Linked DNA regions of Homo sapiens: all the other regions are linked to region 3. A link is a contact called in ENCODE Hi-C or POLR2A ChIA-PET data. All regions are on one chromosome and are shown on one strand. The core of a region is the stretch at or near the end of the contact, and the rest is flanking DNA. Distances in the headings are between cores, read along the strand shown. Region 1 overlaps NUAK1 (NUAK family kinase 1). Region 2 overlaps SSH1 (slingshot protein phosphatase 1). Region 3 holds the start of CRY1 (cryptochrome circadian regulator 1). Region 4 holds the start of SELPLG (selectin P ligand).

Region 1 (3,278 bases), core at 406-2,905, 1.0 Mb before region 3:
CCACCAAAAATATAAAAAATTAGCCGGGTGTGGTGGCAGGTGCCTGTAACCCCAGTTACTGGGGAGGCTGAGGCAGGACAATAGCTTGAACCCAGGAGGTGGAGGTTGCAGTGAGCCGAGATCACACCACTGCACCCCAGCCTGGGCAACTGAGTGAGACTTCATCTCAAAAATAAAATAAAATATATCGCAGATCTGTCCACCTGTCTCACCTCCAAGGACATCCCTTACCCCCATCCTTTCTGGTTGCCAGACCTCACACTTGCCTCCCTGCTGACTGCATTTGGAGGGGTCAAGAAATAGTTCCAAATGCATATTCCATGGAGTACTCATTCTGCAAGCTATCTTGAAGAAGAAAAAATTCCACAGTCAAACCCAAGCCAAACATTAATACTTGATGGTCCTCAGAGAGCCTGGTTTCCTTAACTCAGAGTTCTGCCAGTTGATTGGGCCATTTCAATCCTCCTATTGGCATCCAGAAGAACTCATATGGAGCCAGTTTGGGAAACACTGGATGAATGAGATGATACCCGAGGGATAAAACTGGCCCCTCATTCTCTCAGGCAGGGCCAGTGAGCAATCTGGTCAGAGAACTGTCCGAGCAGCCAGGCCTGGCTCTGGGACACCATCCCCCAGTCCCCCATAGGAAGAAGCCCAAGTCTCACGGTCAAGGCCCTGTCACCTTAAATTAATTGAGAGCAAAGAAGATTTCTAGATTTCAAGCCTCAGTGTTTCATCAAGGAGGCCAGAGCTGTTACAGATGAAGCTTCTTGAAGCCTTTCTTAATAACAGCAAAATTTGCTGTAGGCTTACCATGTGCAGGCACCATGCTAATAATCATTCTGCATGAATTACATCATAAGGATTCGGTACTATGAGGATCCCCATTTTACAGATGAGAACACCTGGGGCGACAAGGTGAATAATAATTCCCATAACTACAAAGAGTACGAGGCATAGCCAGCACTGGGCCCAGCAGTCTGACTGCTACCCCCAAGCTCTCAGCCATTCCATTACTACTCATATATATCAACCCCTCTGACCCTCCGCCTCCTCATCAGTCCAATGAGACTAGTAATTTCCTCACAGGTCTATCGCCCTCAGCACGGTGCCCCGGCCAGTGCTCAACGAATGGAAGCTGTGCTCATAATTACTTCATCAGCCACTTAGGCAGCTCTAGCAAAACAAAACCCTAAGACTTTCCTCTCCCTGCTGGCATCGCTCTTTAAAACATGTTGTGGCTGCCACAGAATCACAGGATTTTCGAGCAGGAAAGGACCTTAGAGATTGGGTGTTATTTTTCCAGAATAGTCCAGGATTTATAATGTATAAGAGCAAGGCCTTGGGAATTAATACTGAAGAATGAGCAGCTTCCACACCCTTGGCCCAACGCTCCTTTGCCCGTGCTTAAGGTCACTATCTACAAGGTGACAGGGATACTCTTGGCCATTCTTCTAGCAAAAAAAGGCTGCTTCCCTTGGGCACTTTTACAACTGGTTATTTATAAGCCCAGAAATCTTGTCTGTGTTTATGTTATTAGTCACTAAGCAAAAGCTTATTTTCCACCAGTTGGGAAGGGTTTCCTTTCTGAAAAATGAAAGCCTGTGTCTCTTGGCCAGACAGTTTTACCCAGAGGCCCGGTGGCTCCAGAATGGTAAGGAAAACTATGGCCCTTGACATGCCAGGCCTACCAGGAAAATTAAATCCCTGAATAGAAACTTAGCTCAGCCTGAGTCAGCCCACAGCACTGGGGCCATGGCCAGGTGGTGTACAGCCTGGTTTTTAGCACAGCAGAAAGCACCTACTATGCAGATGGCACTGGGGATACCGAAAGAAGACTTTTCCCAGTTTGGAGGGGAAGGAAAGGCAGGCCAGGTAGAAGGGTCAGCATGAGGAAGGGAACAGAGCAGAAACAGAACCGCCAGCAGCTGGCAGGGCCAGGGACTAGGAGGAGAGAAAGAAGACGGCGATGAATAAAACACAAGACCTTGAAAGCCCACAAGGAGCTGCAGGTGAGTCACACAGGCAACCAAACATCGCCGAGAACAATCCAAGAGACAGGAGCAAGGCACAGGACAGCATCCAGGATCCTGGACCTGTGAAATTGTCTGGGGCTCAATTTTTTCCAGGAGACTTCCCAGACAGGGATCTCTCCTTCCCTAGAAAGCTTGTAATAAGAATAGTTAATATTTATTGAACAGTTACTACATGTCATGGATTAAAACATTTATTCCTCACAATAATCTTATGAGATAGGGATCCATATTATCCCTACTTTATAAATAGGGAACCAAGCCGGGGATGGTGGCTCACACCTGAAATCTCAGCACTTTGGAAGGCCGAGATGGGAGGATTGCTTGAGGCTGGGAGTTTGAGACCAACCTGGTCAACATAGCGAGACCTCATCTCTAAAACAAAAAATAAAATAAATAAATAAATAGGGCACCAGCACTCACATCAAGAAACAATATTGCCAGCCCCCTGCAAGCACCCCTGCCATGCCCTCTTTCTGTCATTAATCATCTCCCCAAAGATACAGATACACCAATACCATGAATATGAGGAATATGAACCAAAATCGTAGATGAGTTTTGAAGTTCTAAAAACTGGAGTCATAGCCGGGCGTGGTGGCTCATGCCTGTAATCCCAGCACTTTGGGAGGCCGAGGCGGGTGGATCATGAGGTCAGGAGACCGAGACCAGCCTGGTCAACATGGTGAAACCCCGTCTCTACTAAATATACAAAAAATTAGCTGGGCGTGGTAGTGGGCACCTGTAATCCCAGCTACTCAGGAGGTTGAGGGACAAGAATCGCTTGAACCCAGGAGAAGGAGGTTGCAGTGAGCCAGCCTGGTGACAGAGCGAGACTCTGTCTCAAAAAAAAAAAATGGAATCACGTAGTATACCTTCTTTTGTCATTAATTCAACATGTTTGTGAGAATAATCTACGTTGCTCAATGTCGTCAAAGATTGTTCATTCTCATTGCTCTAGAGTACTCCATTATGTGAATGTATCGTGTGGTTTATTTATCCATTCTACTGTTGATAGACATTTGGGCTGTTTCCAGTTGAGGGTTGTTATGAATAGTATTACTGTGGATATCCTTGTGCATGTCTTTTGATGCACATCTGTACGCATTTTTGTTGGGTAGATACCCAGCAAGATTGGATGGCAGATTTGTGCAACTCAAAAGCGCATGTTCTCGCCATGACTCTCCACCCCCTTCCTCCATCATACAGTTCTGCTTTTTGCATTACATCCAGTAAAGGTTCTCCTTC
Region 2 (2,861 bases), core at 193-2,692, 1.7 Mb after region 3:
GGGTAATTGGTGGGATAGGCATGCAGCATCAGCTCTCCCTGTTAAGACAACTTGCTTGTCCATCCATTATGCTGGGCTTCCTTGTGAACACCACAGGTATCTATCAGGAAGAGTTCTTCCGAGGAACTGATCTGCTGGTATTTTCAGGACACCAAGAATCAAGAGATTGGTCTTGTTTCTCTCTTTGCTTTGACTACCAGGAAACTCAAAGTCAGATCTGTGGCCAAATTCTGGTAACCATACCAATGCTATGTCATGTATTACATGTACAAACCTTCCCCTTACTTCATCTTATTTTCTTCTGCTTTCTTCGTGTCCCGATTTTCTCACTAATGTTACATTCTATTGTTCTCTATGAATGTTGTAAGGTGTTTCAAATCCTTTTTGGAGGGCACTACTGTAGATACAACACACATTACCCCTGAGGGATAAGGACTCTTTTTGACTCCACACAGAATCCCTGGCATTTGGCAAAGAACCCATATTTAGGCACTAAATACACATGGGCTGAATGGAAAAAGCCAATAGCTAAGTAAAAACCACCTCCATTACCATATTGTTTCACAAGAGGTTCTTTTCCCTTCCATCTCATGAGGTGGGGCCTGGTCAGGAGTCCCCAGGGCCTGGGAATTAGGTTCCTTAGGGAGCCTTCTTGCTGTAGGGGCAGCCAACAGGTCAGTGGCCTTGACTCCAGACCTAAAGAGCCACTCCTAGACTCCCAGCTGCAACAGACACAGCGTGGCACGGGTGGGCCTGGCCACTGGGGAAGTGACAAGTGATTTCCAGATGCTGCAGCCAGCCTGGCTCTTTCCAGACCACACTGAAGGCCCCTTCCTGTGGGAATTCTGATGGGGCCCAGATTTGGGGAAACACGCCTCGAGGACTCTTGGCAAGTGCGTGCCAGGCCTGGACCAGGAATGACTTCTGTGGGCACAGGGAGAGACCAGGCATTTCCTAACACAGGACCTTGAACAGCCTTCTCTGAAACAAAGTCTTTCTAAAAATAGCTTCAAAAGTAACCATTCAAGAAAAGAAAGAAAAAAAAAACTGTAAAAGTAAAGGCACTCAAGAATGATATTTCCCAGATAAAAGCCTGGCACAGGTTTCAGAGGAACTTGCAGGAAAACAGGTCAAGGCTGGGTTTTTCCTCTTAGGTGTCACTTGGTTAACATTGGTCTTTGGAGGGGAACAAGTGCGGCAGGAAGGGCTGGCACTGAAAATGATGGCCACTGGGTATAGGCCAGGGCCAGACACTGTACACAGAACAAGACTCTCTGGAGGCCTCAGGAGGGCCCTGAGAGGAGGAAGGCAGGTGGTGGGCCCAGGGTCAGACATGCAAGTGAGCTAAGTGGCAAGGCCGATGCCCCATCCAGAAGCCCCGCTCTGACCACACGCAGGCTCTCCCGGCATGTCCTCATTTATGCGGCAGTCTCTTGTATCTCACTGCAATTCTGCCCCCACACTGCAGGCTGGCCAGCGTGGCTTCCTCATAAGCACATCACCCTGCATCCCGACACTGACTACACCCACAAAGCAGGAGCCCCCGCACCCTCCAGCCCAATCGCTCAGTTCGCTTTGAAAATGGCTCCTCTCGGGGGCTGGGCGCAGTGGCTCATGCCTGTAATCCCAGCACTTTGGGAGGCCGAGGTGGTTGGATTGCTTGTGGTCAGGAATTCAAGACCAGCCTGGCCAACATGGTGAAACCCCATCTCTACTAAAAATACAAAAAATTCGCCAGGCATGGTGGTACAAGCCTATAGTCCTAGCTACCCAAGAGGCTGAGGCAGGAGAATCACTTGAACCCAGGAGGCAGAGGTTGCAGTTAGCCGAGATCGTGCCACTGCACTCTAGCCTGGGTGACGGAGCAAGACTGTCTCAAAAAAAAGAAAAAAAAAAAGAAAATGGCTCCTCTGGATTTTGATTAATCCTATTTTGATTAATCCTGGTTTCTCATTTTCAGCCTTCCTTGAAGCAGCATGACCCATCTGGATGTCCTCCTCATCTCAGGAATTTTCTAATAAGCTGTCTAAATCCAGAGATCCGACCACAGAACAATGAATGCCAAAGATGAGTTCTAAAGATGCGAGTACTTTCTTTCTAAACGGACGCTGCTTTGTGTATGGCTCTGCTCCTGGGGGCAGACGCGGCAGGCTAAGCCCTGCGGAGGAGGAGGTGAGTCCCAGCAGAGGGTCACTTCCTCTCAGTAGCCCGGCTGGTTTTCTCCACTGCAGGGTCAGACCATAGCCCTGACCCAGCTAGACCCCCATAAGCGCATGACCTTGCTCTCACCGTGGGAATAAAACTCGTGATAGTCAGTTACAAATACACAGCAAATGATGAGCAGCACAATATAAACACAGATCTAGATTGGTGGGTCTGAGGACTCATTCTTAAATTTGGAGGCCATCACCTAATCTTGTCTTTTCACTTTACATAGCAGGAGACAGGGACCCAGAGAAGTGAAGAGGCGTTGCCTTAGGTTGCACAGCAGATGACGCCTCTCAAGATGGACCCTAGGTTGTCTGACTCCGTCTCACAGCTTTGCCCCATTTATCATGAAGATGAACGCTGGTAACACTGCTACCTACGAGCTGAGCTTGCACGCACATTCCTGGTGTGTACATGCATGCGTGCACGCTCACGCAATGTGCTAAGTGCACAGGAAGGAGACCAGAGCCCTGAGGCGTTCTTTTGAAGTCTAAGTACTGGTGTTTCGAAAGTTTAATGAAACCTACTAGACTCTGAGCAAAATTCGTTTTACGTTAACCTTAATGAAAAGTTTAATTAAGTTCTGACAGAATTAACTCTTCACGTCTCTGTCCTCATTTGTCCCCATTCTAGAATGAGTTTTCTAATTAAAA
Region 3 (2,942 bases), core at 44-2,543:
TCGGCAACCACAAGGAGGAGTTGAGAAAAAGAACCGAGCAGAGAAACCAGATAATGCTGTTTCCCTTGCTTTTCCCACAGTAACCTCAAGGTGGAAGAACACTGGATCTGGAGCCTGCTGTACTGAATGAATGATTTTTCTCCATACTATGAGTTACCTAGACACAAACGTAAACAGGAAACATCACAATCCTTCCGAATGCCACAAAAAGGCCAAGGGAATCCATATACAATGGCCACTAAGGACAGGAAAGGTGTTTCTTTAACTCCAGCACTAAGAATTCTCCACAAATTCAGGGGAGGAGCTCCAGTTAGCACAGAAAGACACATAACTCACTGATGAAGACCGAGTGTTTCAGGTCGTCAGTACTCTTTGGCCAGAGAAGTATTAAGTCAATTCTATTTAATACTTAGGGCACCTAAAATTCGTAAGCGGTATAAGCAAGACAGTCCCACGTCTAAATTCACAGATTTGGCGGATCGCATGGAATTCATTAACATCAGACTCATTAAACACCCAAATCCATTTCCCACGGGCTTGTGACTCACCGCCACCTGTTGATGCCCACATTGGAGGAGCCGGCGAACCAGGGGTCCAGGATGTAGACGCAGCGGATGGTGTCGGCGCCCTGAATGCACTCCTTCAGGGCGGGGTTGTCGTGGAGCCGGAGCCCCTTTCGGAACCAGTGCACGGCGTTCACCCCCATGCCGGGGGGCGCGGCGGGTCCTCCACGGAGAAATTCAAGGAAGGAGGCTCCGGCTCATAGCCGACACCTTCGCTTCCAAGAGAATTGCCTCACCCGGGGCGTGAGGAAAGGGCGGCAGAGGGGGAACAGGAAAAAATGACTCCGAGGAGGGGACCGGAGAAGGCGGGGGCGCCGGAGGCGCAGTGGAAAGATGAATGGAGGTTGCCTAGTCGGCGGAGTCCGGGTGTGACGCCCTTTAGGAGCCCGCGCCCGCCGCAACCGCCTGGAGGCGACGCATAACTTCGAGGGCCTCGGACCTCCGGAGCCTGAGCAAGTTCCAGGAGCTCGAGCCGCCACGACGGCCCGAGCCGGCACGGACGGCCCCAGGAGATTCGTCACGGAAACCTCGCCCCACCAAGGCGGCCCCTAAAGACAAAACGGCCCGCCCGAGGTGAGTCACCGAGGAGAACCGGAGGGGAATGAGCCCCTGTCGGCGACGCTGTCTCTCGGCCCGGGAGAAAGGACCGGGAACGGAGGCTAGAGGCGGTGGTCGAGGCCGCTGGACGGTTGCCGGCCGGTGACCGGTCCCGAGGCTGCCCGGGTGACTCTGCCGCCGCCGCCGCGTCAGCGGCCTCGGCCCCGCCCCCGGCTCCTCATTGGAGGGCGCGCTCCCCTCGTGACCACCGGCACCTCACGTTTCTGAAGTGTGTTTACTACACTGGCTCGGAGGGGTAATCTGCTCGCGCTTCGGTCGCTTTTGGAGGAGCGGCAGCCGCTTGATCCCAAACTTGTTGACCCTCGTCCACACGCTGAACTCACTGCCTCTGCCCCTTTCCTGTGCCGACTGGTGGCCGTCCCTTGGAAGCAAATCGCGTTGACCACAGGCCCCTTGTGAGGGAAGGCTTAGCCCCGCCCCCAAGGGCCATGAGCGGCCACCATTGGCCGAGGCTCGCTGAGACCCGGATGAGCACGGGGATGCGGGGAGCTTGCGGGCGCGCGCGCTGCTCCGTTAGGCGCGCGTGCGCTCTCGCTGCGTTCCAGAGGGTAAGGGGGCGGGGCCGGCGGGCAGGAGCGCGCTCGGCGATTCCTCCCGTGGGATTTGGGGAGGGCCTGGAAATTGTCCGGTTTCCTTCAGGAGCCAGTGGTGGAGTCGGGCGGAGAGTGAGGGGAGGATGGAGTGGAAGGAGGAGAGTGGGAGGCTCCACGTACATTTCAAGTCCAAACCATGTGCTTCAATCCTGCTTTGGCCAGAGAACCCTACTTTGGAGATTGTGGAGCTGTGCCCCTCCACTCTCCTGGCCCTTGGGTGCCTCCTCCCCCTTGTACATACTCTGGGGAAAAGGGTAATTGGCAGGACGGATGCCAGGCATTCCTGGACTTCCTGGAATTTTTTTAATACTAGCGATATATATCATCAACCTTTCACCCCTCGTCTCTTACATTTAATGTAGTTTACCGGTCTCTTTGAAACTGGACGTTTGTCTACTTTTCCAGCGACAGTGAACTGCAGGCCATGGCATCCCTTAGATATATGATGCCCTTAAATTCATTCAATGATTACTTTTTGAATGAACTAGGCACTGTTCAAAGCACTAGAGATACAGGAGATACTTAATAAAACAGACTAAAACCCCACCCCTCCTGGGGTTTACAATTTGTCTCTTAACCTTTGCTGTTTTTTCCTCTATAAAATACTCTTCTTTGGAATCCAGTACTCAATATTACCACCTTTGAGCTACCTAGGATATTTCTACGCATCCCTTTAGACTCAGATGAAATAATAACTAATTTCTGAAAGTATTCCTGATCCCTAGGGCAAATTTAGGACCTCCCTGGGTTCTCCAAGTATGTTTCTGTTACATCACTTTTCACACTACCGTGAAAATTAGTTGAAAAGTGCCCATTCCTAGCAATACCAACTCAGTAATAGTACTTATTATCATAATAATGTGCCTCTGATTCCCTCTGAAGTGTGATTTCTCAAGGACTGGGTCTGTATTCAGTTTTCTTTTGTTTTTATTTTTTGCATCAACACCAGAACAGAGCCTGACATAGGCAAATGCTTATTTAATGAATGAATGAGTGAGTGAGTGAGTGCTGTTGGCCACCAGTGTGTTTGGCAAAGTTAAAAGAAAGAAGGAGATGGCAATTCTTATTGGTTGAATTGTGTGTCCCCAAAATCATATAACTCTCAATGACTATAAATGTGGCCTTATTTGGAAATAAGGTCTTTGTACATGCTCAAGTTAAGATGAGG
Region 4 (3,167 bases), core at 668-3,167, 1.5 Mb after region 3:
CCAGAAGCCATGCCGCCAGAGGCAGCTGCTTCTCCCCTTCAAGCCTCAGTTTTCTCATCTGTAAAAGGGGCACTGTCCACCCTCCAAGGTTCTCGGATGATTGATTCCCCAGCTCCTCTGAATGCCCCACTCTGGGCCCAGCCTAGCAACCCAGCCCTTCCGCTCTCTGAGGTTTAACTCCCCTGGCTGCTGGCCAAGCCTGCTGAGGGAGGCATCAACCACCCAGGGCACGGCCTCGGAAGAGACTCTGGGGCTGTCTGAGGGCCTGGGAGCCACCTTCTGAGGCCCCGGCCCACTGAGGGGCCTGGCTCTGGGGGCCTCAAAGTCAGAGATGGAAAAAAAAGGAAAACAGAAGAAAGAGGAAAGAGGAAGAGAATTCCAGGCAACAGAAGCCCAGATATCGACAATATGGGGTGTGTGTGTGTGTGTGTGTGTGTGTGTGTGTGTGTGTGAATGTGTGTACAGCAGGGCACAACTGGCCCCCACCATTTCCTTTTAGTGTCCTGAAAGTATCTCAAATACAAACTAATAAGAGTATTCTAATTTTTTTTTTTTTGAGACAGGGTCTCACTCTGCCACCCGGGTTGGAGTGCAGTGGCACAATCTCGGCTTACTGCGACCTCCCCCTCCCAGGTTCAAGTGATCCTCCCACCTCAGCCTCCCAAGTAGCTGAGACCACAGGCATACACCACTACACCTAGCTAAGTTTTTGTATTTTTGGTAGAGACGAGGTTTCACCATGTTGCCCAGGTTGGTCTAGAACTCCTGAGCTCAGGCCAACCACCTGCCTCGGCCTCCCAAAGGGCTGGGATTACAGGTGTAAGCCACTGCACCCAGCCAAATATTCTAATTATTATTATTATTATTGTTTTCCCTTTTGCTAACAATAGTATCTTAATTCTAATATTTTAATAGTTTGCCACAGACAAGTGTCATTTCCTCAGTCTTATAAAAAGTGGGAAGAATGCATCTTTCTCTGAAAAGAACTTTTTTATGCGTCCATAACATGCAGCTTCAAGAGAAATCCTGCACTCCCCCTACTTTCTGGAGTCTTCCAGACCTAATCTCAGCTCTGCCCCTAAACAAATCCCTTCACCTCTCCCGACCTCAGTTTCCCATCCAGGAAAGGAGAGGATAAGATCATTTCTAGGGAAACACTCATGGTTTCTCTGATTTTCAAAATCAGAATGCCGCCAAGCCAGACGCTGCAGGCAAACTGGCCAGGGAGGGAAGTAAGTTAATGGGAGGCTGGGGCTGGTGGGTCACACCTGTAATTTCAGCACTTTGGGAGGCCAACGCAAGAGGCTTGAGGCCAGGAGTTTGAGACCAGCCTCGGCATCAAAGTGAGACCCCATCTCTAGGAAAGGTAAAAATATTAGCTGCATGCGGCGATGTGCGCCTGTAGTCCCAGCTACTCAGGAGGCTGAGGTGGGAGGATCACTTGTGCCCAGGAGTTTAAGGCTGCAGTGAGCCATGATTGTGCCACTGCACTCCAGCCTGGGTGACAGAGTAAGACCCTGTCTCAAAAAAAGAAGGAAAAAAAAAGTTGGCAGGAGCAGGATTCAGAAGAGTCACAGAATAAGGCCACAGACTCCAGGAAGACTTTAGTCTTGAGTCGGAGGAGCCTCAGTTTGCCCTCCCCAGGTGCTGCAGCTCAAGAAGGGCCTGGCGGTCCTACCCGGGCCTGCCAGCAGCTATAAGGCAGGCCCTTGGCCCATGGGGACCTCCAGCCACTCCCTGTGGTTTTGCAAGCCAGCACTTACCACCGTGCTCAGCAGAGCATGGGACAGCTGCCTCGTGGGCCCAGAAGAAGTGGCTTCTCTGCTTTAGTGACAAGGTCCCAGCCCACGCTGCCAGGCACTGCTGTGGCACCCCCTGCGGCAGTCCCGGATCCGAGCAACCCCCAATGGCTGTGTGTGGAAGGAGGAAGCGAGAATGTGGTTACTTAGGCAGGGCCATGTGACAGCCCACACCCCATTGTTTGTGACAGCTTTGGTGACAACATTGATAAAGACAGGGTGGTAGTGGGGCACCTCCTAGGTCTGACACTGTTCTTGGGTTCCCATAACTGTGAAAACACTGAGAACCAAGTAGAAGCTTTCTGGGGAGAAGTTCTTCGGTTTTGGGTGGGGCCCAAACTGAGAAAGGCCACAGCATTACTTCAGCAGCAATGGACAGTCGGGGCCAGAGGGAGCCCCCTGAAGGACAGGAGTGACCAGAGAAAAAGGAGAATGGTCTCGCTTCTTGCCCAAGATTGGTGGGGCGTGGGGAGGGGTGGGAGGTGGTCAGGGAGCAAAAAACACAAAATATGAACCTTCAAAGGGTTTGCAAATATGGTGTATTTCTTCTCGCAGGACTCAAAACACTCTCTGTAGATGCACAGCACAGGCCCTTTCAGCTGCAACCAAGAGCCTCTCTAGGGAGCTGGACTACAGATACCACAAGGGCAAGTCCTGCTTATCTTATTTCTTCATCCTAAATTTGTTCATTTGACCAACTCTGGCACTCCAGACTGCATGCCCTGAGGTCTAAAGGCCAGCAATTCTGGGCTGTGGCCCTCTGGTAGCCCTCCATCCAATGGGGAGGCCAGCGAGTAAACAATTCGGTGGAACATCATGCCACAATGACACAGCGCAGTGAGTGCCATCCTGCGGTGAGCAAGGGAGGGGCCTCTCCTTCCATCCTGGGTGGGGGAGGGAGGTTAACAGGAGGAGCTTCCAAGAAGTGGCACTTGAGATGACAAGCCAGGTGGGCATCCCAGGCAGAGAGCACAGCAGAGGCAAAGGCTGGGAGGCCTAAGAATACCCAGACACTTCCAGAAGGGAGGGAATAGGGGGGTCTCCCAGGATCTGCCCTGCGGCTTTGCACCAGGCAAGGGCTCAGGACATGCACAGAAAGATACTCATATCTTGCCTTGCACAAAGTTGTTTTTTTTTTTTTTTTTTGAGATGGAGTTTCACTCTTTTTGCCCAGGCTGGAGTGCAATGGCACAATCTCGGCTCACCGCAACCTCCGCCTCCCGGGTTCAAGCTATTCTTCTGCCTCAGCCTCCCGAGTATCTGGGATTACAGGCATGTGCCACCACCCCGGCTAATTTTGTATTTATAGTAGAGATGGGGTTTCTCCACGTTTGTCAGGCTGGTTGGTCTTGAACTCTCGACCTCAGG

The links. A loop is a pair of places that touch in the nucleus more often than their neighbours do. ChIA-PET counts read pairs that join two places held with the same protein, here RNA polymerase II (POLR2A). Pooled maps may share reads with other maps.
Region 1: a loop to region 3 is called in a pooled map, with 2.6 times the contacts of the local background. The contact joins the enhancer-like site here to the promoter of CRY1 in region 3. A Hi-C loop is called at or near these places in 1 of 50 pooled maps. POLR2A ChIA-PET finds 5 or more read pairs at or near these places in 2 of 52 experiments (Caco-2 and activated T-cell).
Region 2: a loop to region 3 is called in a map of chondrocyte, with 6 times the contacts of the local background. The contact joins the enhancer-like site here to the promoter of CRY1 in region 3. A Hi-C loop is called at or near these places in 2 of 168 maps with a recorded cell type or tissue (chondrocyte and endothelial cell of umbilical vein) and 3 of 50 pooled maps. POLR2A ChIA-PET finds 5 or more read pairs at or near these places in 1 of 52 experiments (PC-9).
Region 4: a loop to region 3 is called in a map of naive thymus-derived CD4-positive, alpha-beta T cell, with 6 times the contacts of the local background. The contact joins the promoter of SELPLG here to the promoter of CRY1 in region 3. A Hi-C loop is called at or near these places in 1 of 168 maps with a recorded cell type or tissue (naive thymus-derived CD4-positive, alpha-beta T cell) and 7 of 50 pooled maps. POLR2A ChIA-PET finds 5 or more read pairs at or near these places in 1 of 52 experiments (WTC11).

Annotation. Positions count from the first base shown.
Region 1 is chr12:106,089,621-106,092,898 of GRCh38, forward strand. The region is part of intron 2 of NUAK1 (NUAK family kinase 1); the gene reads right to left. Among named protein-coding and RNA genes, the nearest start is that of NUAK1, 48 kb to the right of the region's middle. Within about 2 kb of position 1,656, at least 12 of the 41 ENCODE cell types and tissues checked have a DNase peak (open chromatin) inside an H3K27ac peak, as active enhancers do.
Region 2 is chr12:108,838,654-108,841,514 of GRCh38, forward strand. The region is part of intron 2 of SSH1 (slingshot protein phosphatase 1); the gene reads right to left. Among named protein-coding and RNA genes, the nearest start is that of MIR619, 3.1 kb to the left of the region's middle. RefSeq lists enhancers at 1-408, 402-1,003. Within about 2 kb of position 1,443, at least 9 of the 41 ENCODE cell types and tissues checked have a DNase peak (open chromatin) inside an H3K27ac peak, as active enhancers do.
Region 3 is chr12:107,092,256-107,095,197 of GRCh38, forward strand. CRY1 (cryptochrome circadian regulator 1) reads right to left here and starts at 1,294. Exons shown (of 13, transcript NM_004075.5): 1 at 549-1,294. The coding sequence starts at 706. RefSeq lists silencers at 1,126-1,355, 1,686-1,765 and an enhancer at 1,436-1,585.
Region 4 is chr12:108,631,977-108,635,143 of GRCh38, forward strand. SELPLG (selectin P ligand) reads right to left here and starts at 1,918. Exons shown (of 2, transcript NM_003006.4): 1 at 1,764-1,918. LOC105369968 (a long non-coding RNA gene) reads left to right here. Exons shown (of 3, transcript XR_007063449.1): 2 at 2,355-3,167. RefSeq lists an enhancer at 1,390-1,439 and a silencer at 2,680-2,729.